Linked DNA regions of Homo sapiens: region 1 is linked to region 2. The links are chromatin loops, found by intact Hi-C in ENCODE. Cell type or tissue: heart right ventricle. All regions are shown on one strand.

Region 1 (8,000 bases), 68 kb after region 2:
GCCCTATCATCCCTTGATAACCCCTGCCCTCCCCCTACCTCTGCCTCAGAACATGCTGTACTTGCATTGGAAGCCACACTTTTATTGTGTTGGGTCGCTGAGCTTTCAGGGTTGTTAGAGTAGTTAGCCTAGCCTAGCTCATACAGCAGGTGCTCAATAACTATGGTAACAATCTTCGAATTTCAGAGCCCACACTTCTAACCACCAAACCTCTCTTGCTCGGCTTCCTGTATGCTTTCCCCTCCATTTCTTCCTGAAAGAAAATTCTTTTCTTAAAAATAATAGGTACTAGAACTGAACAACAAAAAACACAAGCTGGTTAAAAAATGGGCAAAGAACGTGAACAGACATTTCTCCAAAGATAATTCAAACAGCCAACAAACACATGAAAAAAATGCTCAACAGCATTAGTTACTAGGAAAATGCAAATCAAAACCACAATGAGATATCACTTCACACCCATTAGGATGGCTATTATTAAAAAACAGTCAGAAAATAACAAGTGTTGGTGAGGATGTAAAGAAACTGGAACCCTTGTGCACTGTTGGTGGGAATGTAGTTGTTGTAGTTGCTATGGAAAAAAGTACGGCAGTTTCTCAAAAAATTAAAAATAGAAGTACTACATGACCCAGTCATTCCATTTCTGGGTAGATGAATAAATAAACAAAAGGTGGGATATTCATACCATGGAATATAATTCAGCCTTAAAAGAGAAGAGAATTCTGACACAGGCTACCACATAGATGAATCTTGAATTCAATAAGTGAAATAAGCCAGTTACAAACGGACAAATCCTGTATAATTCTACATATGTGAGGTACCTAGAGTAGTCAAATTTACAGAGAAAAAAAACAGAATGGTGGTTGCCATGGGCTGGGGGAAGTGGAGAGGGAGATGGGGAGTTGTTTAATGGGTACAGAGTTTCAGAGTTGCAAGATGAAAAGCATCCTGGTGATTGGTTGTATAACAATGTGAATGTATTTGACACTATTGAACTGTACACTTAAAAATGGTTAAGGTGCTAAATTTTAAGTTATATGTGTTTTGCCACAATTAAACATTATTTAAAAATTTGAAGAAGTAAAATGTGTCCATATAAAAAATGACAAAGTATAAGGGAAGTAAGCAAAATCATCCTCCATCACCCCAATGGAGATAACCACTATTAAGCTATGATCACACCACTGCCCTCCAGCAATGGACTGATGGAAGGAGACCCTGACTGTAAAAAGAGAGGTGGGGGGGAAACACCACTGTTGAGGGTCTTTTTATGTAGCCAAAGTGGAGTGCTTTTATAAAACACTGATTCAACAGTTTAAAGCGAAAATTTAGTCTTGGTTGAGAAGGTAGTCCTATCACAGAAGGTGAGAATGATGCCACTTTTGGCTTCCAGGCAGACTGGAATAACTTCAGTATTTTTCTCTAAGTCTTCTAACTTGGATTTGGTGAACACTGTCTTTGTAAAACAAATGCAGAGATCTCAGTCATAGGCCAGTGTTTGCCCAAGTAAATTGGTTTTAGATTCAGGACGGCAAAAATTCATGCCTGGAGTATTTCTTCCTTTCATTCCCATACTCATCCATTGAGTAAGTATTTGTTGAATATCTACGTGCGCCGACACTGCGCTAGGGGCTCAGGAGACAGCAGTGAATGGGAGAGGACACTTACCTTCTAGCTGGAAAGCAAACAGCAGACAGGTAAACAAACTAACACAGAAATTGCAAACTGAGAAGTGGTTTGAAGGAAAGAAACGCCGTCATGCCATTGAAAGGAATGGGAAAGGAGAAGAGCTGAAACCTGCGGGATGCGAATAAACTCCCACTAAAAACACCAGAGATGCAAAAGACCATTAGATCATTCAGGTGCACAAAGTGAATACAGGCAATAGAGGTCAGAAGAGTGGTTACCTCCGGGGAGGGCACCGACTGGGGGAGGCACGAGGGAGCTTTCAGGTGTGCTGAACATGTCCTATATCTTGATCTGGGTGAATAGACTGTATAAGTACAATATTAGGGCAGCATTGGGGGTGGCTCACACCTGTAATCCCAGCACTTTGAGAGGCCGAAGTGGGCGGATCACTTGAGGTCAGGAGTTGAAGATCAGTCTGGCCAACATGGTGAAACCCCATCTCTACTATAAATACAAAAATTAGCCAGACATGGTGGCAGGCGCCTGCAGTCCCAGCTACTCCGGAGGCTGAGGTGGGAGAATCCCTTGAACCCGGGAGGCGGAGGTTGCAGTGAACCGAGATTGCACCACTGCACTCCAGCCTGGGAGACAGAGTGAGACGCCATCTCAAACAAACCAACAAAAATTATGTGAAAAGTCATTGAGTTGCATGCTTTAGGCATGTGCACTTTACTATATATATACATGTTATACCTTAATAAAAATAAAATACCCGCCTCCTCAAAAGGAAAAGGAAGCGGGAAGCATTCCAGATGGAAGAAATAATAAACACCAAGGCCTGCAGGTGGGGCCGCAGGAAGACAGGTGGAGTGCAGGGAAGGGGTAGTGAGATGAGGCTGGTGCACAGCAGACCAACAATGGAGATCCCTGGGGAGAGAATTGGGACTCAGGGATGGGGACCAGGGATTTTAATTTTTAACTCTGTTAAAAAATTTCACTGATAAACATGCCCTCATGCTTTATATGTCCCATTTTATTTTATTATTTTTTATTGAGACGGAGTCTCACTCTCTCGCCCAGGCTGGAGTGCAGTAGCGAGATCTCTGCTCTCTGCAAGCTCCCCCGCCCGGGTTCAAGCGATTCTCCTGCCTCAGCCTCCCAAGTACCTGAGATTACAGGCTCCCGCCACCACGCCCAGCTAATTTTTGTATTTTTAGTAGAGATGGGGTTTCACCATGTTGGCCAGGCTGGTCTCAAACTCCTGACCTCAAGTGATTCACCCGCCTCGACCTCCCAAAGTGCTGGGACTACAGGTGTGAGCCACCGCCTCCGGCCTATCTGTCCCATTTTAAAAACAAGTGAATGAAGTCATTTACTTTCTTTTTCAGAATGGCGCGTCCCACCTTTCCTCGGGGCTTGTTGTAAGGAAGTGAATGGCTTTGAAGGTCCTTTTCCTGTCTTGAGGGGGGAAAGATCCAGAGGCCGTGCAGCCTCCATAATTTCCGCTGATCAATGTGCCCTGGGAGGATACATCATTTCTTGATCAGAAGAGGAACAAAAGGGAACCCTGAGTGGAGAAGTTCCCCCCCCTCATTCATTCCATCGATGTTCATTGAGTGCTTATTAGACACAAGACCCTGCCTGTTTTGCAGACAAGAGTCCAGATCTCTCCCCTCTTAGTTCAGGATGAAATCAATACCTGAGACTCCAATCCTGAGGCAAATGGGATTAGGATCCCAGGGGCATGCAGAAAGGGAGGAGAAGGCGATCCACAGGGAAGGGAGATTCCTGGCTCCTTCACCTGTGGCGTTGGGAAGCGGAGAAGCAACTTCTAGACCACTACTTTCTGGGGATTTAGAAGGTACTGGAAGCTCTGTCTTGAACCTTTGGAAAGAACCCTTTCTCACCTTCGTCCACACCCACGTATGCTGGACGCACTCAAGGTTGGGTATGCCTCCGTGCCTCCCTCTCCGGGCACCTGTGGGACTAGCCGGCGCGGCGATGGGGACGCGCGGCTCCAGCGGCGCCCGGGCAGAGGACAGCGGCCACCCGGGCAGGCATCGCCGCAGGCGTCCCGCTCCGTGCGCGCTGCGCTCGGCGGCTGGATCTTCCTCTCCGCAGCCCTGCTGGCTCTCGGGGACGGACCATCGTCCTGAGTGTGGCCGGCTGCCGCGCGCATTTTCCCGGACATTTAGCATCCTTGGCCCTGGGCCTGACAACAGCTCACGTTTCAAACACCCCTGGAGGGCGGTGCGCCCGGGGTGATATCCTCTGGGCGCCTCTTTTGTTCGTAAAAGTGATTTGGAAACGCAAAGAGGAGTCTCCGCACTGGCCCGGGGACCGATGCAGCGGAAGGGTGCGAGAACAGCCCCTCTCTGCACCCCAGCTCCCACCCAAGCAAGGGGGCCGCTCAGTCCGACAGTCCCTGCGGCTTCCGGGGGCGCCCGAAGGCCCAGGGGTCTGGGGCGGACTTCGAATTGCTGACCCGCGCGGGAGCGGAGCTGAGGTGCTCGCGGGAGCGGCTTAGGGGATGGGGTCAGAGTGGGGTCCCGGGGAAGCAGAGCCCACCCGGTCGCACGGCTTGGCCGAGGGGTCGGGAACAGGAAAGCCAGCGAGGTCCCGGAGGGAGCCACTTCGAGGATCTGAACGCGAACCCGCCCAGAGCCCCGGCCCGCGCCGCCGTCCTCCGCAGTCCCGGCGCAAACAACACAGCGCGGCCCCCAGGCCCAGGGGAGGTTCCGTGTGACGGTCGCGTCCCAGGGCAGCACGGAGGGCACGACCCCAACACATATTTGTTGAACAAATAATTTTCAAAATATATATTTGGGGAGGAGGGCGTGGGCGGGCGAAACTGGCCACAGCACTGGCTGTCCGCGGCCAGAATTGGAAAGGGCCAGGTGGCTGGGCTTTTCTTCGTAGTCCCTGTGTCGTTTCCATTCCTTCATTCATCCAAAAAATGACAGATTTCTAGGGAAGCCAAACTCCTCGTTCGATTGTATTCTGGAATCCGGGTTAAGAATTGCCAAATTGTCAAAATAGGTTTAAGGAGTGGCCTCATTCCCAATCATCGCAGTTACATGACTGGTTCTGTATAGCCAGGTTCTGGAGACAAAACTGTATTTTAATGCCATTGGTTTTCTTTGTAATTCTATGTATATGACTTGGTGCACTTAAAAACATCATTCTGCGTAGGAGGTCTGCAGCTTCCCCTGGACACTAAAGGGTGCAGGGGCCATGGGCAGTGGCTGTGGCCTATAATCCCAATGTTTTGGGAGGCCGAGGTGGGAGGATCACTTGAGCCCAGGAGTCAGAGACCAGCCTGGGCAACATAGCAAGACTACATCTCTACATGAAAAAATAAAATAACATTAGCCAGGCTTGATGGTGTGTACCTGTAGTCCCAGCTACTTGGGAGGCTGAGGTAGAAGGACTTGCTTGAGCCTGTGAGGTCCAGGCTGTAGTGAACTGTGATCATGCCACTGCACTCCAGAGCCTGGGTGACAGATTGAGACCTCGTTCCTAAATAAATAAATGCATACTGCATACATACATACATACCTCTATCTCTTAAAAAAAAAAAAAAAAAAAAAAAAAAAGGCCGGGCGCGGTGGCTCACGCCTGTAATCCCAACACTTTGGGAGGCCGAGGTGGGCGGATCACGAGGTCAGGAGATCAAGACCATCCTGGCTAACACAGTGAAATCCCGCCTCTACTAAAAATACAAAAAATTAGCCGGGCGTAGTGGCGGGCGCCTGTAGTCCCAGCTATTTGGGAGGCTGAGGCAGGAGAATGGCGTGAACCCGGGAGGCGGAGCTTGCAGTGAGCCGAGATCGCGCTACTGCACTCCAGCCTGGGTGACAGAGCCAGACTCCGTCTAAAAAACAACAACAACAACAACAACAACAAAATCAGGCTTGGTAGCATGTGCCTGTAGAAAGAATTGCCTGAGCCAAGGAGTTGAAAGCTGCAGTGATGGTGCCACTGCACTCCAGCCAGGTCAACAAAGTGAGACCCTGTCTCAAAAACAACAACGACAGGCCAGGCACGGGGGCTCATGCCTGTTATCCTAGCACTTTGGGAGGCCAAGGCGGGCAGATCACCTGAGGTCAGGAGTTCAAGACCAGCCTGGCCAACATGGTGAAACCCTATCTCTACTAAAAATGCAAAAATTAGCCGTGCATGGTGGCAGGTGCCTGTAATCCCAGGTACTCGGGAGGCCGAGGCAGGAGAATCGCTTGGACCCAGGAGGTGGAGGTTGCAGTGAGCGGAGATCGTGCCACTGCATTCCAGCCTGAGCGACAGAATGAGACTCCGTCTCAGGAAAAAAAAAAAAAAAAAAGGTACAGGACATAAAGTGGGCAAAGACCCCAGATTCCTCACATGAAATGGATTACCTAGGGGTGAACTACATTTGAGGAGCAGGACTAGAAAGCAAAATATCCATGTTCCCAATGGTACAGCTGAAGGAACAGGCATGCACCTGTGCACCTGCCCCTGGTAATGGCCTGTCCTGGTGGCTTGTCACATGTCCCTCCCCATCATCCATTTTGCTTTGCAGACAAAAGCAGCAGGGACATTTTGCCCAAAAGAAAATTCTTTTTATGAGAATTCCTTGCTAGCCTGGAACAGGAGGTCCTGCGTTAGGACTAGCACTATTCAACAGAACTTTCTGCTATGAGGAAAATGTTCTCTCTTGCTGGTGTCAAATGCAGTAGCCATTAGCCACAAGTGGCCACTGAGTGCTTAAAATATGGCTAGTGCAACTAAGGAGCTAAATCTTAAATTTTATTTCAATATTTAAAAATTTTGGCTGGGCACAGTGGCTCACACTTGTAATCCCAGCACTTTCAGAGGCCAAGGCAGGAGCATTACTGGAGCCCAGGAGTTCAAGACCAGCCAAGGCAACATAGTAGAACCCTGTCTCTACAAAAAAGATACGAAAAATTTAGCTGGGTGTGGTGGTACACACCTGTAGTCCTAGCTACTTGGGAGGCCAAGGCAGGAGGATCACTTGAGCCCAGGACTTCAAGGCTGAAGCAAGCTCTGATTGTGCCGCTGCACTCCAGCCAGGGTGACAGAGCAAAACCCTTCTCTCTAAAAAATAAAGAGGCCAGGTGCAGTGGCTTAAGCCGGTAATCCCAGCACTTTGGGAGGCCAAGGTGGGTGGATCACCTGAGGTCAGGAGTTCGAGACCAGCCTGGCCAACATGGTGAAACCTCATCTCTACTAAAAATATAAAATTGGCAGGGTGTGGAGGTGCATGTCTGTAATGCCAGGTACTCAGGAGGCTGAGGCAGGAGAATCACTTGAACCTGGAAGGCAGAGGTTGCACTGAGTTGAGATCATGCCACTGCACTCCAGCCTGTGCAACAGAGTAAGACTCTATCTCCGGGGGGAGCGGGGAGACATATATATATATATATATATATATATATATATATATATATATATATATATATATATGTTTTGACATATGTACCTGTGAAACCATTACCACAATCAAGATAGTGACTATACCTATCACATCCAAAAGTTTTCTTGTGTCCCCTTGTGGTTTCCCCATTCATGCCCCTACCTCTACACCCAGGCAACCACTGATCTGCTTCCTGTCATTTCCATTTCCCAGAATTTTATCCAAATGGAATAATGCAGTCTGGTGCTCATATTTTGTCTGGCTTCTTTCACTTGGCACAGTTATTTTGAGATTCACCATGTTGTGTCTCAGCAATTCATTCCCTTTATTGCTGAGTAATATTCCATTGTTTGGTGAGACCATTCTTTCACCTGCTGATGGAGATTTGAGTTGTTTCTACTTGTAGCCTAATACAAATAAAGCTGTTATGGACATTCTTACACAAATCTTTGCATAGACATATGCTGTTGTTTCGTTTGGGTAAATTCCTAAAAGTAGAGTGGCTGGATTATAGTAGGCGTATGTTTAACTTAAGAACTGCCAAACTTTTCCAAAGTGGTTGTACCATTTTACACTCCAGTCTGAAGTTTATGAGAGTTCCAGTTGCTCCACATGTTGGTCAACACCTAGTGTGGTCTTTTTATTTCAACCACTCTATAATAGGTGTGCAGAGGTATTTCACTGTGGTTTTAATTTGCATTTCCCTGAAGACCAACAATGTTGAGCATCTTTTCATGGGCTTCTTCCTTGGTGAAGCACTTAGATCTTTTGCCCATTTTAAAAATTGTGTTTTCTTATTATGGAGTTTTGAGGTTCTAGATACAAATCCTTTATCAAATGTATGATATGCAAACATTTTCTCCCAGTCTATGGCTTGTCTTTTCATCTTCTGAACAATGTTGTTCAAAGAGCGGAGTTTTAATTCTGAGGAAGTCCAATCTATTAATATGTACTCTTA
Region 2 (8,000 bases):
AAACTTTGTTCCTTGATACCGCCACTCTTGAGGCCAAATGGTTGAACCTAGATTGGGTTAGAAGTGGTGGAAAAGAATCAGAGAAGAAGCCAGTCAAGCAAGGTCAAGTAACACGGGTGATGACAAAAGCTGAGGGTCCAATTGATGCCTTCGCACATTCATCAACAAGGTGTGATTGCGTGCCTACCAAGATGCATGTGAACCTGCCTGCTGGTGTGATTTTTCTCTGGCAGCACTCAGTCTCCTGAGAGTAGGAGAGGAGAAACTTATCAGAATGATTGACCTGTGTTTGCATTTTCACTGAGTGGGTTTGGTAGAAGACAAAAGTACAAAAAACTTGACAGGAGGCCAGGAGGGGATCAATAGATTCAACTGTGGGGTTTGTGAGGTTGACAGCCAGGCATGGAAGGAAGGAAGGTGGGAAAAGTCTGGAAAAAGAGAAGGTTATGGCCAAAAGCTGGATGTTGATGTTTATGATTGGTTTTAGACAGGGGTATTTCCTAGTGAGGACAGGGCCAGGACGTGCCCATAGGAATAGGTGGCTGACGGGAAGTCCTTGGGCCTGAGAAGATTAAGACTTGGGAGGCTCTGAGGCAGGAGGGTAGCTTGAGACCAGGAGTTCAAAACAAGCCTGGGTAACATAGTGAGATCCTGTCTCTACACACACACACACACACACACACACACACACACACACACACACACACACACAGACCTGTGAAGCTAGCACATTGGATTGGGCAACCATATAAACCTTGAAGGTACCAAAAATTAGGACAGGACTTGGGTGGAATCAGCTGCCACAGTCTTCAATGACTATTGAGGAGTGGCCAAGTTGTCAGTGCAAGGCAGAGATGAGGAGGATAAATAGCTTAATGGCATAAGTCACAAAGGGACAGAGATTTTTAGAAGATGATGGTGGTATAATTGCAGTGGAGACCAAAAATAATGCAAACAAGCCACTTCCAACCTCTGACAAAAGGTGTAGACAAAAATTAGTTTTATTAGACTGAGAGTGGTGGCTTGTGCCTGTAATCCCAGCACTTTGAGAGGCTGAGATGGAAGGATTGCTTGAGCCAGTGAGTTTAAGACCAGCCTGGGCAATATAGTGAGACTTTGTCTTTACAAAAAAATCAAGAAAAAATTAGCTGGGGATAGTGGCACATGCCTGTAGTCCCAGCTACTAGGGAGGCTGAGGTGGAGGGATCGCTTGATTGGTTGAGGCTGCAGTGAGCCGTGATTGTGCCACTGCACTCTGGCCTGGGCGACGAGTGACATTTGTCTCAAAAAAAAATTGGTTGGTGTACTTGTGTTACCATAAAGTCTCACTGCTGCTATAATAATCATAGTACTGATAGTAATATTAATAACAACAAAAATATTATGTTATAAAGTGCTCTTGAAAATAAGTTGGAAAGATGCTTAGTAAATTCATGCTTTAAGAAATCACAGTTGGGTGTGGTGGCTCATGCCTGTAATCCCAACACTTTGGGAGGCCGAGACAGGTGGATCACTTGAGGTCAGGAGCTCGAGACCAGTCTGGCCAACCTGGTGAAACCCCATCTCTACTAAAAATACAAAAAATTAGCTGAGCATGGTGGCAGGCGCCTGTAATCCTAGCTACCCAGGAGGCTGAAGCAGGAGGATTACTTGAGCCCAGGAGGTGGAGGTTGCAGTGAGCCGAGATCGCGCCATTGCACTCCAACCTGGGCAACAAAGCGAGACTCTGTGTCAATAAATAAATAAATAAATAAATAAAGTCACTGAGTGGGTATGGTAGAAGATAGGAACACAAAGAACTTGACTATATGCCACATACTCTGCTTAGTATATTATCTGCATTATCTCATTTAACTATGTCAGTGATCCTATGAAGTAATAATTCTATTATCAGCTCAAATTTACAGATACAGAAAATGAGACTAGGTGAGATTAAGTAACTTATTTCAGGTTATACAGTGGCAGAGCCTAGATTCCAGCCCACATCTGCCTGACTCTAATACTCTTAAGGCCCTTCTATTAAACATCAGGGAAGAATCTGGGTTTATTTGCTCAAACTGGAAAGTGCCAAGGTTGAATAATTCTTAACTAACACCTTAGCAGATAGGAGGCTCTCTTTGGTTTACAACTCCAATTCCCTGAAGAAATCTAATTCTTCAGGGAAGGCTGAAGGCAATAGAAGACGCTATTGCCCCAGCATTAACTTGGTTTGCCTTGCTTTATTAGAATCTTCTGAAAGCACGAATTTACTAAACGTCTTTCCAACTCTATTTTCAACAGAGCTGTGAGCCACCGTGTGCTTTGTCATGCCGAGCTTTCTTCTCCAGAAAAGACATTCTTCTAATCTGGGGGGAGACAAATGATAAGTGAAGTAGTTCCAAGGCTCAACAAAGTGCCATAGAGTGACTCCTGTGAGAGAACAGACCAAAACGATTGGAAGTCTCTGGTCTAGATACACGAAGGCAGATGAGCACTGCGGAAGGGTGCCGAGATTGTCCACTGCTCAGGACAAGGAAAAGCAAGACGCTGGCTTGTTCACTGTCATAGGTTGAATGGTGGCCCCACAAAACCGATGTTCAAGTGCTAACTCAAATGTGATCTTATTTGAAAATCAGGTTTTTGTAGTTGTAATTAAGAATCTGGAGATGAGATCATCCTGCATTTATTTATTTATTTATTTATTTTGAGAAGTAGTTTTTGCTCTGTCATCCAGGCTGGAGTGTAGCGGCACAATCTTGGCTCACTGCAACCTCTGCCTCCCAGGTTCAAGCAATTCTCCTGTCTGAGCCTCCCAAGTAGCTGGGATTACAGGTGCCCGCCACCCTACCCAGCTAATTTTTGTATTTTTAGTAGAGATGGGGGTTTCACCATATTGGCCAGGCTGGCCTCGAACTCCTGACCTCAGGTGATCCGCCCATCTTGGCCTCCCAAAGTGCTGGGATTACAGACATGAGCCACCACGCCCGGCCAACTCTGCATACTTTAATATTTCCATACCATATTCAGCTTATTGTACAGTTTGGACTGTCAAAGCTATGCACATTTTAAGAATAATTTCTTGAGGGCAGGTTAATTCTGGTGTGTGTTACAGTCCTTTTGTAATTTCAGTAATTTCCTGAGTTGCAGAGGCCTAACTGAATCAATGTTAGGCATCTTGATGGAAAATAATGGTGATGGTTTAGGAGAGTGAGGAAAAAAAGATTTTCCAACTCAAAATCCTGATAAAAACATTTGGAGAGGTGGGTATACTATTGTATAAAAATGTTTAGGGCCGGGCGCGTTGGCTCATGCCTGTAATCCCAGCACTTTGGGAGGCCAAGGCAGGTGGATCACCTGAGCTCAGGAGTTCAAGACCAGCCTGGCCAACATGGTAAAACCCCATCTCTACAAAAATGCAAAAATTAGCTGGACGTGGTGGCGTGTGCCTGTAATCCCAGCTACTCAGGAGGCTAAAGCAGGATAATCGCTTGAACCTGGGAGGCAGAGGTTGCAGTGAGCCGAGATCGTGCCACTGCACTCCAGCCTGGGCAATACAGTGTAACTTCATCTCAAGAAAAAATAAATTAATTAATTTAAAAAATAACAAAAAATAAATGTTTAGATAAAGAAATCTAAACATTATGTGCCATATAACATTTCAATCAATGATGAACTGAATATACAACAGTGGTCCCAGAAAATTATAATACTCTATTTTTACTATACTTTTTCTGCATTCAGACACACAAATACTTAGCATTGCATTACAGTTGCCTACAGTACTCAATGACATGCTATAGAGGCTTGTTGCCTAGGAGCAATAGACTAGACCATCCAGCCTAAGTGTGCAGTAGGCTATGCCATCTAGCCTTGTGTACGTGCTCGCTGTGTTGTTTACACAACAAAATCACCTAATGACACATTTCTCCAAACGTATGCTCATCTGCGCTAATGAACACAGGAAAGAAGGCCCGGGAATAGCCTTGCAGAAAGGACCTGGCTGTCAGCCTGATGCACTGTGCGGCTGGCCATCTCCTGGCAGTCCAAGGGCTCAGGCTCAGTTTACCCTCCAGGCAGTAGACAACAAGCTTCCCTGTCCTTAATAACACCCTGCATCCCACCTCCCAGTCTCTGCAAAATGCTTGAGCAAGGCATTTGGTCCTAAGAAGTTATCTCACTCTGGGCAGCCATACAGCTATTACTTATGGTGTCATTTCAAGGACTGATGAATGTCCTGGACCCCAAAATGACTCATCACCGAGTAGTGTTATCTTAAGGGAGAGGCTTCTGCCCTTGGGGCAGCTCCATGGAGACTTCAGTTAAACTGGCTGCTGAGCAAGGCGCTGATGATTCAAATTGCAACTGTTTTTCTGTTTATTTTAAGCTCAAAATAAAAAAAATCTCTCGAGTGGGTTTTGCTTATTTGAAAACTGTAAAAGGTACTCCAGTCTCCCCACATGGCAGCTTCAAGGCCCTGAAGGCTGTGCTTAACTGCAGGCCCTGGCTTGGCTTCTGGTCAAGTCATCAAGAAGCTTCTAGAATTTAAGATGGCAGTTCCCTTATCAGATCCGCTCTGCGAATATACAGGAGGGAGGCTTTGTGGCCAGAAGGCAGGTTGGGTTGTAAGACCTGTTTAATTTCTCTCAGGAAAAAATACAACAGTAAACAAAACAAATCCTGAGTACTGGCAACAAGAAAAACCAGCTTTCTGCCTAGAAATGTTTACTCTTTTACAATTGTAGAACATTCAGGAAAATCATGGACTCCAAATAAAAAACCCAACAAATAAAAACACTTCCAGTCACCTCCTAATTTTTAGAATGATTGGAGGAGATAGATGAATGATTAAATGAGTGATTAAAATGGGATTAATTATTATAATTAATCAATGAAAACATGATCACACCCAGCTTCCATCCTGGATCTAGCTGGCAAGATCCCAATTTTGGAAGCAGGTAAAACTCGGAAGTCTTTATTACAAATGACTGATTCCATTTACTCCAAATATGAGATTCTAATGTCACCCTGGGATAGAGAAACCCTCTAACTGCACAAAGTCTGTAGGTTAACAGTAAAGCCAGGGGACCAGGCCCAGTGGCTCATGCCTGTAATCCCAGGACGTTGGGAGGCTGAGGCAGGCAGATCACTTGAGGTCAGGAGTTTAAGACCCGGCTGGCCAACATGATGAAACCCCATCTCTACTAAAAATACAAAAAAATAAAAATTAGCTGGGTGTGGTGGCACATGCCTGTAATCCTAGCTACTCTGGAGGCTAAGGCAGGAGAATCACTTGAACCTGGGAGGCGGAGGTTGCAGTGAGCTAAGATCACACTACTGCACTCCAGCCTGGGCCACAGAGTGAGACTCCTTCTCTAAAAACAAACAAACAAAACAAAAACAAAACAGTCAAGCTAGGGACCTAATGATTGGAGGGAAAGGTCTCCATATTCCTTGGGGAAATCGGCTTTATTTAGACATGATGTTCCCTCTGTAAATGACTCTCAGCTGGCCTTGGGCCTGCTCTTCAACTCTCTCCACGTTGTTAAGTGTAGAATCTAAGTTTCCCATCACGTTCCTTAGATGTAGAGTGTCTGTTATTCCAGGAAATCTCTTTGATTAAATGGCAAATGTGCTGGGAGTGGTGGCTCACACCTGTAATCCCAGCACTTTGGGAGGCTGAGGCAGGCAGATAATGAGGTCAAGAGATCGAGATCATTCTGGACAATATGGTGAAAGCCCATCTCCTCTACTAAAAATACAAAAATTGGCTGGGCGTGGTGGTGTGTGCCTGTAGTCCCAGCTACTCGGGAGGCTGAGGCAGGAGAATTGCTTGAACCTGGGAGGCAGAGGTTGCAGTGAGCCGAGATCGTGCCACTGCACTCCAGCCGGGCGACAGAGTGAAAGTCCATCTCAAAAAAAAAAAAAAAAAAAAAGGAAAACAAAACCATGCCAGGCAGGTCCGCACTTTACAAACACTCAACTGATCCTTGACCTTTCCTCAGCCCCCTTCCAGGCTCCCTCCACCTCCAGGCTTTCGCCCTCCAGTGGGAGGGGCTGCCGCCACCACTGGGTCCTCCCTTGTACCTAAATTCCTCTCCACCCCAGGCCCTGGAGAGCTGCAGTTACTGTGGTAACACTAAGGAACATCCTAGCATTTGTGGGCTAGCCTACACACCTACTGACCATGACTCACATTATTTTTATGGGAAAATACCTTCTGAGTTTTAACCAACAATTCACAATCTGCTCTTGAATATGTCTATTGCTTTTATAATGCCTCCTCTTCTTGGCATCCTATGGAAATGAATTTTCATAATCATCAAAATGAACCAGTGAAAGGGCTGAGCTTAGGGCTGCAAAGTACTATAAACCTTAAAAACAAAGCGCATCAGTGTTATCGCTAGGTAAAACAGTAAGGTAAACTGCAGATCTCGGATAAGTCAAATGGGCTTTCAGCGTTCTCAACTGTAAAATGGGACTGTAAAATCAATGAGATCAGGTGAAAATGCTCTTGAAATTGTAGGGTGATAAATAAATTCAATTATTATTATCTATATTGCATTTGTTTTTTATTTATTTATTTGAGACGAAGTCTTGCTCTTTTGCCCAGGCTGAAGTGCAGTGGCACAATCTTGGCTCACTGCAACCTCTGCCTCCTGAGCTTAAGCAATTCTCCTGCCTCAACCTCTTGAGTAGCTGGGATTACAGGTGCGCGCCACCAGGCCTGGCTAATTTTTGTATTTTGAGTAGACGGGGTTTCACCATGTTGTCCAGGCTGGTCTTGAACTCCTGACCTCAGGTGATCTGCCGACTTCAGCCTCCCAAAGTGCTATAGTGCATTTATAAGAGCAAAGACTAGAGAAGGTCATCCTTGGTTCAAATCCTGGCTTTGAACCATTCTATTCTATTTACACTATTAACCATTCATTCTATTTGAACTATTCTAGCTGTGTGAACTTGAGCAGGTTACCTAAGTGCTTTGTGCCATACAACAGTTGCCCCTCAGTATCCATGGGGGATTATTTCCAGAACCCCCTGCAGATACCAAAATCCATGGATGTTCAAGTTCCTGATAAAACGCTGTAGAATTTGCATATAACTTACATCTTCTCCTATACTTTAAATCATCTCTAGATTACTTATGATACCTAAAACAATGGATGTACTATGTAAATATTTGCTATACTGTATTGTTTAGGGAATAATGACAAGGAATAAAATCTGTACATGTTCAGTACAGATGCAGATTTTTCCTGAATATTTCCAATCTGAGGTTGGTTGAGTCCACAGATGCAGAACCCACAGAGAGGGCCAACTATATTATCCTCCTGTAATAACAGTAACTCTAGAAAACGATGGTTGTGAGGATTAAAGTATTAAAAAATGTAAAGTGCTTGGACATATGAAGCGCTATGTAATGTTGGCAATGAGCAGCAGCAGCATAGCCTAACAGAAAGACAGTGGCCTGGAAAAACAGTAGCCTGGGAATCTGACAGGTCTAAGTGGATGGGGATGTCTTGTATTGTTGTAATTACATGCAGCTGCTTTATTGGTGACTCAAGAGGAAACTTGGTAATTATTTTAAATATTTGTTTCTTTTGGCTGAGGCATCACTAGATACAACTGTGAAGTAGATGAATGATTTTCTTCATAATTTGCTAATCTATTTTTTTAAGTTCACAGCCGCGGTGGCCTCCAGCCTGAGGATTCTCCTGATACATGCTACTAAGGGCTCACCTGTGCTTGCCTTCTCCCTGGGAGCTGTCGACTCACAGTTAACTCTGTAGGTTGAATACATGCCATCTGCTCTACTCCCTGTTCAAAGCCACTCAGCCATAAAGGAATAAAATAGGAAGAAGCGAATGGCAATGGAGATGCAAAAAGTGTCAACAATATTTTGGAAGACATAAGTTGTTTGGACAAAAGACTTCGAATTTAACGTCAGCTTTCTCCATTCTGCTGAGTGTCTATACCTGAAGAAGCCAATAAAAGATAAATTGAATCCGGCCTGGGGTGGTGGC

The links. A loop is a pair of places that touch in the nucleus more often than their neighbours do. Peaks named below come from ENCODE experiments on the same cell type or tissue, not always from the same donor. Only the 100,000 strongest peaks of a DNase experiment are listed, where the experiment ranks them.
Region 1: it touches region 2 in a loop (2.0-fold over the local background); 3 of 110 quality-filtered maps call a loop at or near these places.

Annotation. Positions count from the first base shown.
Region 1 is chr18:62,592,555-62,600,554 of GRCh38, reverse strand. No RefSeq gene overlaps it. Among named protein-coding and RNA genes, the nearest start is that of ZCCHC2, 74 kb to the right of the region's middle. In heart right ventricle, no CTCF peak of the experiment used is centred here; a DNase peak (open chromatin) is centred at 3,744; H3K4me3 peaks cover 1,699 bases; H3K27ac peaks cover 1,076 bases; H3K27me3 peaks cover 3,838 bases.
Region 2 is chr18:62,660,429-62,668,428 of GRCh38, reverse strand. No RefSeq gene overlaps it. Among named protein-coding and RNA genes, the nearest start is that of PHLPP1, 51 kb to the left of the region's middle. RefSeq lists an enhancer at 4,313-4,472. In heart right ventricle, no CTCF peak of the experiment used is centred here; no DNase peak of the experiment used is centred here.